Linked DNA regions of Homo sapiens: region 2 is linked to region 1. Evidence: read pairs that join two places in POLR2A ChIA-PET (ENCODE). Cell type or tissue: GM12878. All regions are shown on one strand. Each heading gives the region's core, and the rest is flanking DNA. Links, peaks and the distances in the headings are about the cores only.

The links. ChIA-PET counts read pairs that join two places held together with the same protein. Peaks named below come from ENCODE experiments on the same cell type or tissue, not always from the same donor. Only the 100,000 strongest peaks of a DNase experiment are listed, where the experiment ranks them.
Region 2: POLR2A ChIA-PET joins it to region 1 with 8 read pairs; 1 of 35 experiments calls an interaction of 5 or more read pairs at or near these places.

What each region holds. Positions count from the first base shown.
Region 1 is chr6:12,099,080-12,106,601 of GRCh38, reverse strand. The region is part of intron 3 of HIVEP1 (HIVEP zinc finger 1); the gene reads right to left. Among named protein-coding and RNA genes, the nearest start is that of HIVEP1, 91 kb to the right of the region's middle. RefSeq lists an enhancer at 6,773-7,272. In GM12878, for the core only: no CTCF peak of the experiment used is centred there; no DNase peak of the experiment used is centred there; H3K27ac peaks cover 1,383 bases.
Region 2 is chr6:12,747,874-12,755,395 of GRCh38, reverse strand. It overlaps PHACTR1 (phosphatase and actin regulator 1), which reads right to left. Exons shown (of 15, transcript NM_030948.6): 4 at 5,606-5,752. Among named protein-coding and RNA genes, the nearest start is that of PHACTR1, 35 kb to the right of the region's middle. RefSeq lists enhancers at 5,130-5,631, 5,757-6,441. In GM12878, for the core only: no CTCF peak of the experiment used is centred there; a DNase peak (open chromatin) is centred at 3,494; H3K27me3 peaks cover 299 bases.

The DNA of each region.
Region 1 (7,522 bases), core at 1,243-6,242:
TACCTAACAGAAGAGTTCAGTACAGAAACACACAAATATCAGTCTTTTTCCTTATGCCATAAATGATTAGTTAGAAAATACAATGGAAAATATTCTTCGACTAATATTAATAAAAATATTAAAATGCCATGAAATAATTTCGCACAGAAAATTCTAAACATACAGAAAATTTTAAAGTTTTCAGTATGAGTTTTTGTTTAAAAGTGGCTTACATAATAAAGAAACACACCATCCCCCGGAAAAAAAATAATATTTTGAGTACGTCAATTTGCAAATATCCAAGTTTTATAAAATTTCAAACAATAAAAAATTTTACTCTTTTAAGAAATGTAACATGCCTCCAATCTCCATTTGAGAAAATAATCACTCTAAATTGAACAATAAAATGCTGAAAGAAAATTATGTAAAGACAGCTTCATGGAAAAGATATTAAATGGTTAAGACAATATTTTCTCAAGATCAGATCAATGGATAAACCAAAAATACATAAAAAGGCCCTATCATGTATATGTATATATGTGTGTGTGTATATATATGTATATATGTGTGTGTGTATATATATGTATATATGTGTGTGTATATATATGTATATATGTGTATATATATATGTATATATGTACTTAGTAAATGAAAAAGGTGCCATATTTCAAAATTTTTGGGAAAAGAGATTCAAGTCTCATACACTGGATGATAAAGTAGAAACAGATCTTAAGCAAACAGCATGTACCAAAATAAGTTCAATAATTCAATGTAAGAAAGAAAACCACAAAAAGAATAAGAAAATAGGAATAAATATTTAGCTCACCTTGGGCTGGGATTACACTTTCTAAGCAAAAAAGCAAGCAAAGCAATTTGAATACATAAAAACTAAGGAGTGTGTCTGTGTGAGAGCGTGTGTGTATGTAATTTTCATTTTAAAAAGCAAGTGAGAAACTGAGAAAGTATCTGCAACATGTAAGGCAAAGGTTAATATGATAATGTATAAAGAACTTTTATAAGGGACTTATAGTAATTAAGAATTAAGTAATTAAGTAATTCAGATGATCCTCCTCTCAGGACAACAGATTACCTAGACAAAATATAAACATGATCAGCTTGAAGGCAATTAAGCAATAAAAAGATAGTGAAAAGTTACTGAGCCAAGATCCTGGAGAGGATAAAAGTCCAAACAGGGGAGATCAGTAGCTGGGGCTCCTTTTGATTAGGGAGGGTTTGTCTATTCAAAAGAGCAGCTAAAAGGCTGGGCGGTTCTGACAATCTAAAGGAGCTATAAAGGTACAAATGACAGAATCCAGGGCATGCCATGCATGGAGTCCGCATTAAAACCTGCATGTTTTCAGCTGAGAACCTAAAGGGCTTCATTCTAGGAATAAGGGAAAATTGCATAAAGATCAAGCTTCACATAAACTGCAACTCACTTTCAATGGCCCCAAAAATCTCACACTCTAAAACTCAATTAAGATGAATCTTAGATTGTCAGTTCTCCTAGAAGCCTGGCGAAGAAAACTGAAATCTTCTTTGAAGGAAGATATTGTCAACTTAGGCTTAAAACATTTCTATAATTTTTAAAATAAAATGTCCATCATATATTCAAAGATAACCAGGCATCTGAGAAAAGAATTCAACATGAAAGAACCAACATTATAAACAGATTTACAGGGGTCCAATATATTGGAATGAATACACAAAGACTTTAAAATAAATGTGCTTACTTAAGGACAAGAATACTGAAAATTTCAGAAAACTGGAAGTATAAAGAGACACAGCATATTTGAAAAGCCAAATATAAATTACAGAATTGAAAAAAATACCATAATAGAACTAAGATAGATTTAAATTTAGATTAGAACAACTGAAAAAGACAGTTGCTAGGTGCAGTGGCTCACAGAGGTTGCCACTCCCAGCTACTCAGGAGGTTGAGGCAGGAAGATTGCTTGAGGCCAGAAGTTCAAGACCAGGCTGAAGAATATAGCAAGACTTTGTCTCTAAAACAAAAACAAAAACAAAAAACAAATATAATCTGGGTGCAGTGGTGCATGCCTTCAGTTCCAGCTACCTGGGAGGCTGAGGCAAGAGGATTGCTTGAGCCCAGGTGGTTGAGGCTATAGTGAGCTTATATCAGCCTGGATGACTGAGCAAGACCCTGTCTCAGAAAAAAAAAAAAAAAAAAAAAAAAGGAAAGAAAAGGAGAGAGAGAGAGAGAGAAACGAAGAGAGAGAGAGAAAGAGAGAGAGAGAGAATAAGTCAGATGAAAACAACACAGAATAAAGTATTAGGAGACCAAAGGATACAATATCCAGAAAGTAACAAAACAAAGAAGGTGGAAAGATACACAATGAGGCAGAGGCAATATGTAAGGAGATAAAGTCTAAAAATTGTTAAAAATGAATGAAATGCATGAATCTACAGATTCAAGAGCACTCTAAACCACAAGCAAGACAAATATAGAGAAATCATACCTGTACACATCACTTTGAAACTATGAAAGTCAAAGACAAGGCCCAAAATCTTAAAAATAATTTTTAAAATTACTAGTAATTTTTAAAAGCCAGATTACCTTCAAAGAAGCAATAGAGTGACACCTCTACACCAACAATGTACTCAGGAAAATAAAATGCCAGGCTAGATTTTCTATGCTTCCAAACCCAGCAAGAATATTTTCCAACAATGAAAGTGAAATAGACCTTTTCTAATATATGACACTTGAAAGAATTTGCCACAACAAACTTGCACAAATGGAAAACTAAAAGAAACTCTTTAAAATTATGAGAATATTGTATTCTATTTTAACTTAGACAACCTGAATAACACATAAAATTTAACTTATATTATAAATAAAATTAGCCCAAGAAAGCAAAAACTTTAACAGGTCTCTGAGGAAGAAAATAAGAATACACTATTGAAGACCTACACAATACTCTTCTCCTTCCCTCAAAAACACTCAAAACTTTCAAGTAACGTATATTAAATTTTCCAGAATATTAAATATAATAACAGCTGCCTAATACAGTTAAGTCCAGATAGATAAAAAAAAAAAATAGTAAGTCTCCATGTGTGGCACAGCCATTCATGCAGTTGTCTAAACTAGAAACTATCCTGGACTCTTGCATCCAGTTACCACTTCCGCTCACTTTTTCTCAAATCATCACTGTTCACATATGTCCTCTGGTGAGCTCTGAAGACAGGGAAGCCAGGGTCTAGGTTCTGGCTCTGCCGCTTCAGCTATGTGACCTTGGGTAAGTTCTATTATTGAGCCTTCATTATCTGCAAAACACAGATAATGGCACCTCATGGGGTTGTGAGAATTATTTGAGATAATGCATGTAGACAGCTTGGCATTGTGCCCAGAACTTCAATTTTAGTTCATTATTATTGCTTCTGTTGATATTATTATTATTATTATTATTATTATTATTACATAATCAACACCATCGCTGGTTGCAATTGCAATACTAGGACAAAATGGCTACACCACTATTTCAGCATGTATATTTCTATCATACTACAGGGCCGGGATTAACACTGGTATTTTAGCTTCAGTGAAACTAAATGTTTAATACCCTTCTCATAAAAAAACTCATAAACATATATTTTATTTGATGTTTTAAAATAACTTTCTTTAAAAAGCTATTATTCTAATTATTAAAATACAAAATATTTAAAGTAGACTGAACACTATTAAAATAAAACAAACATAAAAAAACAAAATCATTTTATAAGTATGTACTTAAGAACTGACAACATAACAACACTGGGTCACAAGTGTATTTCTGTACTAAAAGTTTCAGCTCTTAACATGCTCTGACTCTACCTTAAGAAAATGAGATCAAATGTTATTTCTGTATCTTCAAATAATGCGCTTCTTGCTTGATATTTACGAAGATGTTTTTTACTTTGAGGTTTTTCTTGGAGGAATTGTAGTTGTACATCAAGCTGTATTTTTGTTTCAAAGAAAACATTTCCAGAGGCACTTATCTTTGCTAGTTTCCTCATGTAGAGGAATTCAAATGCAGAATTACCTGTTATCAGTATGACAGCAATGTTCCTAGTCTACTTGTCTGGAAAGCCTTGGTGTCATTTGTACAACAGAAGTTTGGTTTGCTGACTGACATTTCTCCTCCTCTTAGGGACAATGTGGGACTGGAAGAATTTTTTCACATCAGTACATTTTTCTGTTACTGAGTTCTAATTTCATTCCATGGCAGTTGGAGCAAACTATATTATTTCAATTCTTTTTGATTTAATGATCAACTGTTTTATGGCCTAGGTGATGGTCTATCCTGAAGAATATTCCATGTATACTGGAGAATAATGTGTATTCTGTTGTTCTTGGGTGGAGTATTTAGGTCTACTTGGCTTACAGTGTTGGTAGTCAAGCCTTCTATTTCCTTGCTGACCTTCTGTCTAGAAGATTCCATCCATTGTTAACAGTGGGGTAATGAAGTCTCCAACTGTTATTGTTGAATTGTCTATTTCTCCCTTCATTTTTATCAGTTTTTGCTTCATGTATTTTAAGGCTCTATTATCAGGTGGATACATGTTTATAACTGCTATACCTTCCTGATGGATTGACACTTTCATCATTAGAAAATGTCCCTCTTTACCTCTAGTAACATTTTTTATTTTGAAGTCCCTTTTGATATTAACATAGCCACTCCAGCTTTCTTATGCTTGTTATTTGCATGATACATCTTTTCCTATCCTTTCACTTTCAATATATTTGTGTCTTGGATCTAAAGTGAGTGCCAGTGCAGACAGTGTATAGTCAGATCTTGTTTCTTTAATCTGGTCTGACAATCTATGCCTTTTGATTAGACTGTTTAATCCATTCATATTATTGATATTATTGACACAGCTGAATTTGTGCCTGCAATTTAACTTTTTGTTTTCTGTATGTCTTGTGTCTTTTTTTGTTCCTCTACTTCTCCTTTAATGTTTTCTTTTACATTAAGTGAATATTTTCAAATGTAATATTTAATTTCTTTAATAATTTTTTCATTTATAGAGATTTTTGATTATTTCCTTTGTAGTAGCTCTAGGACTTACCTCACATCTTCAGAGTCTCTTTAGATTTATATTAACTTAATTCCAGTGAGGTTTATATTAACTTAATTCCAGTGAGATGTGGCAACATTATGCCTATATAGCTCTATTTTCCTTTTTCCTCCTTTTGTTATATACATATTGTATTTATACATGTTATATACATATTGTATTTATAAATGTTACAGTTCAAAAATACACTGTTATCATTACTTAACTATGTCTTTTAAACACTCCACTAAGAGAAGAAAACCAAGTATATACTTAGAGTATTTGTTATACTAACCTTCTTATTTGCCTTTTCAATAAGCACTTTGCCTGACTCCTGACAAGTACTTCACAGAAAGTGGTAAGAACAATTTTGTAACTCAACACAGGTCCTCTTTGGCTATGATATAGCTGGGTTAGCACAAAAGGTAATAGAAAAGTGACAACTGATGTGAAGTGTCATGAAATAAATACATTTTCTATTTTTATAACTTGCTCTAATGTTGTACAGTATGGTTTGTACAAAAGTAGCAGAAAGCTGAAAGACAAAAATCTAAATGTTGCTAACAAGATAACTGACACTGATGAGAAAACCAAACACATACTATCTCTCATCCAAAATGCTTGGGACCAGAAATGTTTTGGATTTCTGATGTTTTTTTCAGCTTTTGGAATATTTGCATTATACTTGCCGGCTGAGCATCCCTATTCTGAAAATCTGAAATCCGAAATGCTCCAATGAGCATTTCTTTTGAGCATCATATTAGTGCTCAAAAAGTTTCCAATTTTGAAGCACTTTAGATTTCAGATTTTCAGATTAGGGATACTCACCCTGTATTCTGCTGTTATTTTTACAGGTTTAAGAAAATCACTTAGCAGAAGGTTGATTCAGCCTTCAACTAAAACACTAGGTTTACAGAATAATAGTTACATTTCTCTGCCCTGAGTCTTTCAAATTTATATCCTCTTGCTCCACTTTCATGAGAAAGATTCCAAAGACTTCAGTGATTTTTCTAAGAAAGTTCTAGGATCTCTAAACTTAGGATTAGCGTCCAGTCAGTGTTATGTCTGTCTCTTACTGTATACAGTAGCTGAATCCACAAGAATATAGTATGATAATGATTTTTCCAAGCAATGTGTGCTGTGGACCACTCCACTACTAAACAAATATTCAGGAATTCTGCAAGCCGCAACCATTCGGTAGGTTGAAATCATCCATGGTGGGGAGTATTTTTACCACTTTGAAAAATGCTATAAATTGTTAACTCCCTCCCCAACCAACCCCTCTAAGCCTGCCCCAGCTAGCAGATAGTTTACTAGCACTCCAACTGACCCTACATCAGCAAGAAAAGGTTAAATCCAGGGCAATACTGTCTATTACCAGAACAGGGAAATGTGAACTCCCCTTGATTAACATTTCTACCACCAGGACGTTTGAGTTGTAGTGTTAACACCAGAAATCTGGAATCCTCAGTTCTTCACACTATCACAACCTCCCACCAGGTTTACAAAGATGTTATGATATCACAAAATAACTACACTGAGAGTAGTCTGAGTCTTCCTGATTCAATGAAGTCATAAGAAAGGATTCATTTGGAGCTGTTAAAGAAGGAACCTTTTATTTTTGTGACGACATACACAAACTATTTGTATACATCACTGCATTAGATAATTTAATATGACAAAAGAAACAACTTACTTCAGAAAAGCAATCTAGATTACATATCTAACCACACTTAAGAAATCAAAGCAATAATAACGCACTGTTTACAAATCCTGCCTGTTAAGTAAAGGAATCCATCCTTTCTGACACCTCTACCATCCATCATCGATTCAATAAACATTTGTCAAATGCCTACTACATGCACTAAGAACTGTAGTAAGTGCTGTGCTATGACTGTGGGCAAAACTGTATAGGGGAAGATGTGAGGAGACCCCAGGCAGAGGTGAGAGGGTGAGGGTGTGGAGAAGTGAGTTGCATCTATGTTACCACGTTTTTTCTTCACATATAAGGGTCATGTTAAACAGTTACTAAATGGCTAACTACATGATGTGGGGTGGGCCTGCTGAAATAAACACACTCCTCCAGGCCAAAAACTCAGTGAGGCCGGGCGCGGTGGCTCACGCCTGTAATCCCAGCACTTTGGGAGGCCGAGGCGGGCGGATCACGAGGTCAGGAGATCGAGACCATCCCGGCTAAAACGGTGAAACCCCGTCTCTACTAAAACTACAAAAAATAGCCGGGCGTAGTGGCGGGCGCCTGTAGTCCTAGCTACTTGGGAGGCTGAGGCAGGAGAATGGCGTGAACCCGCAGTGAGCCGAGATCCCGCCACTGCACTCCAGCCTGGGCGACAGAGCGAGACTCCGTCTCAAAAAAAAAAAAAAAACTCAGTGACATTTCCCTCTGGCTCCTGCTCCTTCACAGTGGGCTGGACTCCCAAAGCGTCTGCTCCTCGGGCTCCTGCAGTCCACCTCCCACCGCAGATCAGGC
Region 2 (7,522 bases), core at 1,060-6,059, 650 kb before region 1:
ATGGGACTTCAGAGACTTTAAATCTAAAACCCTCATCTTAGAGCTGAGTGAATCAAACCCCAAAAGGTTAAATGGCTTGCCCATGGTCTTAGGAAATTGATGCATTAGAATCAAATTCTTCTGACTCTTGCCTCAGATATTTCCTATAAAACACGCCTCTGTGGGATTTTATAGAATTAAATTATATAGACATATATAGACAAACCAAAAAAGTAATTTACCATGTAGCCATAAGGTAATTGTAAATACCATACTTACATGTTTAAAAATAATAATGATGCTCAGACCAAAGAGTCTAAGAAAATCTAATTACCCAACATAGATTCTGTGTTCAAGTTGTTTCACAAATATTTATGGGAAAGTGCTTCCCATTTACTCATAGTGTTAATTACAGCCACCCCTTGGTAACCATGAGATTGGTTCCAAGATCCCCTGCGAATAACAAAATGCGTGGATACTCAAATCCTTTACATAAAATAGTGTAGTATTTGCATATAACCTAAGCACATCCTCCTGTATACTTTAAATTATCTCTAGATTACTTATAATACCTAATACAGTGTAAATGCTACGTAAATAGTTGTTATATGATTTAGGAAATAATGAAATAACTCTTTACATGTTCAGTACAGACGCAGCCATTCATTTTTTAAAAATATGTCCCATCCCTGGTTGGTTGAATCCACAGATGTGGAACCCATGAATGCCGAAGGCCGACTGTACTTACTTCCTTGTACCTTTCAAATATTCATTACACTATCTGGGGTGATCTTCACTGGTACCATCTTAATGCATGACATAATGAGATTATCAGGTTAGCTAGCTCTAACTATATATAGCACAGAAGGAGGGAAGGCTTCTACACTAGAGGCTCCTGGTGAGCTGTGAGATCCACCATTTGAATTCTGCCTACCAAATACAGGAAGCAATACTTAAGAGTTTGGGCCACCAAATAAAAGCCAGACCCACATGGTCTGCCTTCAATTTACAATCAGTAACAAAAAATATAGTGAGGAACACACTGGCATTCTTCAGCAAAAGAGTGAAGGAGGATGCCTATCAAAACCTTTAGGTTGGTGAAGCAATCTCAGATCAGGATGGCAATAATATTTACAATTTGCCAGCCCAGGCGCACTGGCTCACACCTGTAATCCCAGCACTTTGGGAGGCCAAGGCAGGTGGATCACGAGGTCAGGAGATCGAGACCATCTTGTCTAATACAGTGAAACCCCATCTCCACTAAAAATACAAAAAAAAAAAAAAAAAATAGCCAGGCGTGGTGGCAGGTGCCTGTAGTCCCAGCTACTCGGGAGGCTGAGGCAGGAGAATGGCATGAACCTGGGAAGCGGAACTTGCAGTGAGCCAAGATGGCACCACTGCACTCCAGCCTGGGTGACAGAGTGAGACTCTGTCTCAAAAAAAAAATATATATATATATATATATATATATATTTACAACTTGCCTAGGGACAGTTCTCATTGCTAAGTGATGATGGCACATTCTGAGCTGCCACTTCTCTATATCATGGGCCTCCATTATTTAGCTAAGCGATAAGGGTGGAAGAGAGGTACCCTGGGACCTAGTTTATAACTTCTTTTTGTAGACCCATCCATCCTTATAGGAAACCATAGCAAGCCAGTTCTGACTGCCATTGTCCTCTGGGCCTGAAAGGGTGAAAGAGACCAGTGAAGGCCAGAAACAGCTATCCTTGGTGGACATCCAGAACCAAAACAGATCTCAGCTTTCCAAAGAGAATAATTATGCTGGTGTTGACCATACTGTTAATTTAAATTCTCCCCCATACAAAGCAATTCTGATATATCAACAGAAGTTAAACCTCCTTATGATTAGAAAAGGACACATTTTTCTCAATAGTGCCTAATAATGGTTTTGTGCCTAAATCATCAGGATGCCTTGCTTTCCTTCTTTTGACACCCCTTTAAGAAATATAAGATGGGCTTAATTTTTCTACTTACTTTCATTCACTTTAGTATGTAATTATAGAGTTTTTCAGTTTCAGCAGCTTCTATGTATCAGGTAATCCTCCATATACTGTCAATCTAAAGATAAATAGAATACACTAGCCCATGGGAATGTACCTGCCAGATGAGCTGCAACTCTTCATTGCACTGACTGCAATGCAGTGAATGAACGACCTCATAAGGCAGGCTGCACTCTTACAAGATAAATGTCAGTGATGGGTTCATTCTAAGTGAGAATACAATTAGAAACACTTGCTACTAATAGTGTGAACAGACTCTTCTGTTCCAGGATGTCCTTTTAACACATTTGAATTCCTTAGGGGAAAAATCCCTTTTTGAATGTTTTAATCTTTGATGTGTCTGGGTAACCTTCGACAGATATATTGACTTAATTTTCTTTTGCACTGATAACATCTTCAATCATCTATCAATGTTTGTGTCTACTAAATGCTGAACAGAAGTTAAAAACCTAGAAAAAGGACTCTTAGAAAAATAAAAGTCATGGTTCAGAAAATTTCTGTTATCTATGCTCTCAATTTTAGCTGAAACTTGAAATTAGCATCTTCATACATTGATGAAAGACCCACATTTTGGTGCTATTCTTTGACTGACTTGCCACTGTAGGTGAAGAAGTATATCCTTCACTCAAGCTGCAGAGTTATTTCTGAAATGATATTATTAAGTACTGTTGGAGATAGGGTGTAGTTGAAAAATCCTTAAGTGTTTAATTAGTATTCAAAATGCCCAGTCCACTTTATTTGGCAACTGGACGATTAGTTTAATGATTTAGTGACAGCCAAGTAAAAGGAATATATGTATATGTATTCCTTGAAGCATTGCTAAACCTCTAAAATATCAAACATGGGTTTATGTATAATTACTGGTGTGGGAAAGCAAATATTAAACATAAATAGTTTAAGCCAATAAAAAATTTCTCTGGAAAGAATAAACAATAAGTAATTGTTTGGGGGCAGGATTGGAAAGAAAGGGCACAGGACTTGCTTAAGTGTTCATAAATTGTGGTTAAGACATAAACAAAATTATCTCTATGCCCAGATTATGTAATTTATTGGGAGTGTGCATGCTTCTCTGTTCAGCAATGCTGATAACAACACTAATAGTTTAATTACAACTTGCTGCTTAAGGAGATAAACAAGGCTGTTTGCTTTTAAAACCAGGGGTTACAATTACTCTTAAATGCGGGAGAAAGGCACATCTGTGAGTGGATCTTACTTCGTTAGGGAAGCAACCAGAAACCAGCTGGAAATAAACAAGCCCCAGGAGTGAGCAGTTGGCGCAAAATTAGAGCATAAACGCCCGATTTGAGCAGCGGAGCAGTAGGCGTGATGCGTAGTAAATAGGCAGCAAATGTAGGTGGAGAGGGATGAAAAAGTTTTTGGTAGCCTGATCTTATGCATTTTCTTCGGGATTCCATCACAGGAGGGAAAGAGTACCCATCCCTCCACTGTCCAACTTACAGTCACTTCTCTGTCTCGCTTCAGCACCACCAAGGGAGGACAGCTCCCCTGACTGCAGTACAGACCAGGCTGCTAATGCCCTTCCTCCTTTAACAATATCCTCTCTGCATTTCTCTCTTACTGGTGTCTTTCTTGACACTTTACATTAGGAATATTTTAAGGGACATATAGAAGGGACTGAGTGCTTGTCTGGCTTATTTATTTCCAGATGAAACATAGATAAGTCCTGTCTGAGCCAATCTTTAAATTGGACTCCAGAGCAATTTAACCAAAATAAAAGATTGCAAGTCACTAGGTTTAATCTGGTGACAAAGTAATTAATTGAGTAGCAGCTGAAACTTGAAACTCTTGTTTAGCACTTTATTTTATTGTTTTGTGATAAAAGTACTAGTAGAAGGTAAACAACATTTACTAACTGCTGCTTTGGCTCTGTTCCTCCTGGGCTAAGCAAAGGGGTCAATAGACTAATTTCCAATATCACTTGGTTGGGAAAACAATCTTGCTCCTAAAAGAAACTATTATCGGTCCTTTGTGAGACCCCTCACAACCATACGCTGAATCTGAAACATAGAAGTAGGGGATTAACAATTCCAAAGTGGGAACCATGGACTACTACAGCATGCCATAGAAAATGCCAAAGCTTTCTAAATAAACTTGTCTTCAGCTCCAAAGTCAGAGGCAAACATTTAAGAAGTGACAAGATATACATGATTAAAACCACAAATCATCAAGACAGGAAAATTATATTCCAAGGCAGTTGGCCACTCTGGCACATTCAGTTACCATTCTTCCAGCCATAAGGGTATGGTTGCTTAGTCAGTGCATCTTGTTTTTCTATGCAGTTTTCTCTTTTGTCGAAACTTCTCAACAGGGCATAAATACCCATCATCTGAAGGTTCTCTTTGCTCTAACACATGCACCATGCACGCGCACGCACGCGCACACACACACACACACATTTTGTTTGATTTAGTCCCATTTCCAAGAGTTTAGTTTCCTAAAGCAAAACCTACCATCTGCTTTATAACTTATTTTGAAAGGCAGTCTTCAGGAAAATGCCCTCACTTTTATTATAGTTGCTAGAATAATAAGGGACCTTGGACAGGAAGAGAAAACAAACTAGGATGGAAGCTTAGGAGTCATTCAGAAAAGGCAGAGCTATGAAGTTAGTGGTGAACAACTTCTTCCCAGTGATAGTGACCACACACGAGTAAGGCACTCTAGAGTCGAGTTAGGAGCAGCAGCAGCAGAGGGAACAGTAGATGCTGGACTTTACTCATTGAGTAACCTTCAGTGGACTCAACTGAGGCATTTTTTGACTCTGAATCCCTCAGTCCTCCTTCTGTTGCTTTCCTTCCCCCTCCCTCCTCCCTTCCTTCCCCCCTTCCTTCCTTCCCTCCTTCTTTCCTTCCTTCCTTCCCTCCTTCCTTCTTTTCTTCCCTAGCGCCCCACTGCCTTCCCTCGTTTCCTTCCTTTCCTCCCTATCTTCCCTTCTCATTTCTTCTCTCCTTCATGTACCTCAGTTACCCTTTTCACTTAATTCGATCTGGGCCACTTTGGGCACCAGTTCCAGGGACAGCATCAAGTCACCTAACGTGCATTCTCCAGACCATGCTATTATGACCAGCACGGTAGCTTCCCAGCTGCTTGGTGCAAGGAAAAGGTTCCGTTCCAGGCGGCCAGCCCCGCCCCCTCTCCCCACTCCAACACCGCAGCGGCGGCGTCAACCCGTCAAAGCCAACAGAGTCTGAATGTCACCAACAAGTTCCACCCCGTAGTAGCCGCGCCAGCCAACCTCGCCCGGGGAGCCTCGCCAGACCCCGCGCCCGCAGCCTGCGCATGGGCGCGCGGCCCGGGCTCCGGGTTATTCCCGGGATCACTGTGGTCACTGACAGCACTTCCTCCTCCCCGTGCCGGGGAAGCCCGCGTGGGACTCGGGCGGATGTGGGGCTGCACGCGCCGCCCTCCCCCACCCCGTAGCTCGCACACACGCCCTCTGCGCACCGGAGACACAAAGAGCGCGAGTGCTGAGCGCCCGACTGCGGGGGGCGGCGGGGAGGACGCCCGGGAGGGGCGGGGGCTCAACAGCCGGGGAGGGAGGGAGCAGGGCGGGGGCGGGGGCGCGGCGCCAGGGGCGTTCTTACCTGCCCCCAGGTTAAAGGAGATCCTGGCCTCTGCGAGGTACGGCGTGTCGCTCTTGGAGCGCACTCTCCGGATGGGCCGCCGGTCTATATCATCCTCCGAGGATGCCGCCATTAATGTGGGAGGCAGGAGCAGGGTCGCCCGGCGAGCTGAGAGGGAGAAGGAGACGGAGGGAGAGGGAGAGAGGCGGAAGGGGGAGGAGGGGAGAGGAAGAGGCTCGCGCACGGGGGAGGGGGAGGGGAAGGGGGAGGGGAGAGGAAGGGAAGGGGTGGGGAGGGAGTGGGAAAGAGAGGGAAAAAGGAAAAAAAAGGGAGAGAGAAAGAAAGAGAGCAAAGGAGAGAAAGGGGTGAAGGGAGAGAAAGAAAATCCGTTAAGGATCTGTGGACTGGAGCAGAGATCAGGCTATCCCTGGCTGGCGCCCGGGGCTCCCCCAGACTCCTCTCCCAGCCACAGGGCCGAGGGGCCAGTGCTTTTGGCTGACACCCCGCCTCCCGCCTGCAGCCCCAGTTTCCAGCCCTTGGCACAGATAGGCTCTTGCGAAAGGGACGACTCCAACGCAGAGATGCCCAGTCAGCACTGTGCCCTCTCCCGCCAAACGCGCTTACGCTGCCCAAGTGCACACTACGGTCTCCTTCACCCACAGGCTGCTCTATGTGAGCGTGCCGCGCCCGCGGTCCCAGCTCCGTGCGTGGAGTTACTACTTCTGGGGTGCAAGCCCTGGTCCCGCTGGTCATGGAGGAGGGCATTGTGCCCAGCCCAGCCCTCTCTACTCCCTTACTGCCAGGCAAGAGCTCAAACAGAAAGAGAACTAGATCTGAAATCTTCAGAAGTTTTCTTATCTGCCCCCTTACAACTTAGAGGTGGGGAGTGGAGGAAAAATGTCTACAAGTTTGGGAGCCGTTTGGTAGTAAGGTTTCTAGAGTTGGTATTTTGAATGTAAAGTAGGTATATGCATGCAGAATTGAGTGGCCTTTTCTAACCACTAACTTCTGGGTTGTGTTATCTCTACATAAGTACTCATTCATTTTAACCGAATTCCTCTTTATTTGGTCACAAATAATAGTGTTTGGGTTGGACTTGTAGCCTCTACAACCTGGCAACATTGTTTCTGCAGGAGAGGTGATCAAGGGGACTTTACATTTCTTTGAACGCCTGCACTGCCCCCTGCAACCCTACCTGTAACACAGCAGAAGAACCTAGAAAGGTTTCTGGGGTGTGAATAAGAATGGTTTGATGCTCCTGCTGAACCTATTGATGGGCTAAACCCTTTAATGTTTGTCTTTCTGCAGCTGTAGGAACTTAGTCTTTTTGTGGCCTGAGTTTACCACTCTTCTATCTAATAAGTGCCCACCTGGAGTACAGATTAAATCTTACCTTGCTTCCCTCCCTGCTACAAAGGGCATCTCAGTGTGGACTCAGGGGAAGTGCTGATCTGACTGTGCAAGCCCCCCCTCTCCACTTCAGCGGTCAGTTCTAACTCTCCACTTGCCTTTTCTCATTCTAGAATCTTCTTCTCTCTTCATTGGTCTTTTACCTTCACACGTGCATAGTAACTACTCATTTTAGGAAAAATATACCTGCCTTTGGCCTTGCTGCTTCCTCTATCTGTACCATAATGTTTCCTTCCCATTCTGTTTAATCTTCCCGTGGAACTCCTGGCCATCAGTCTCTGTTTTTACACTCCAATCTCGTCCTTTCATCCCCGTCATTGGTTTCTGTTATTTTAAAAGCCTTCTATCCATGTCCTTCTAATAGTCAAAACTAATTCTTTCTTAGCTTCTCTGAAATACTTAGTAATCCATCATTCTTGAAATAATCCCATCCTTTGCTAGGCTATCTCCCTAATCTGATTTCTAATTGTTGGCCAGTTCTCTGTGTTAATCTGAAACTGCTTATGCTGGCATTAAGAGCCCTCTACA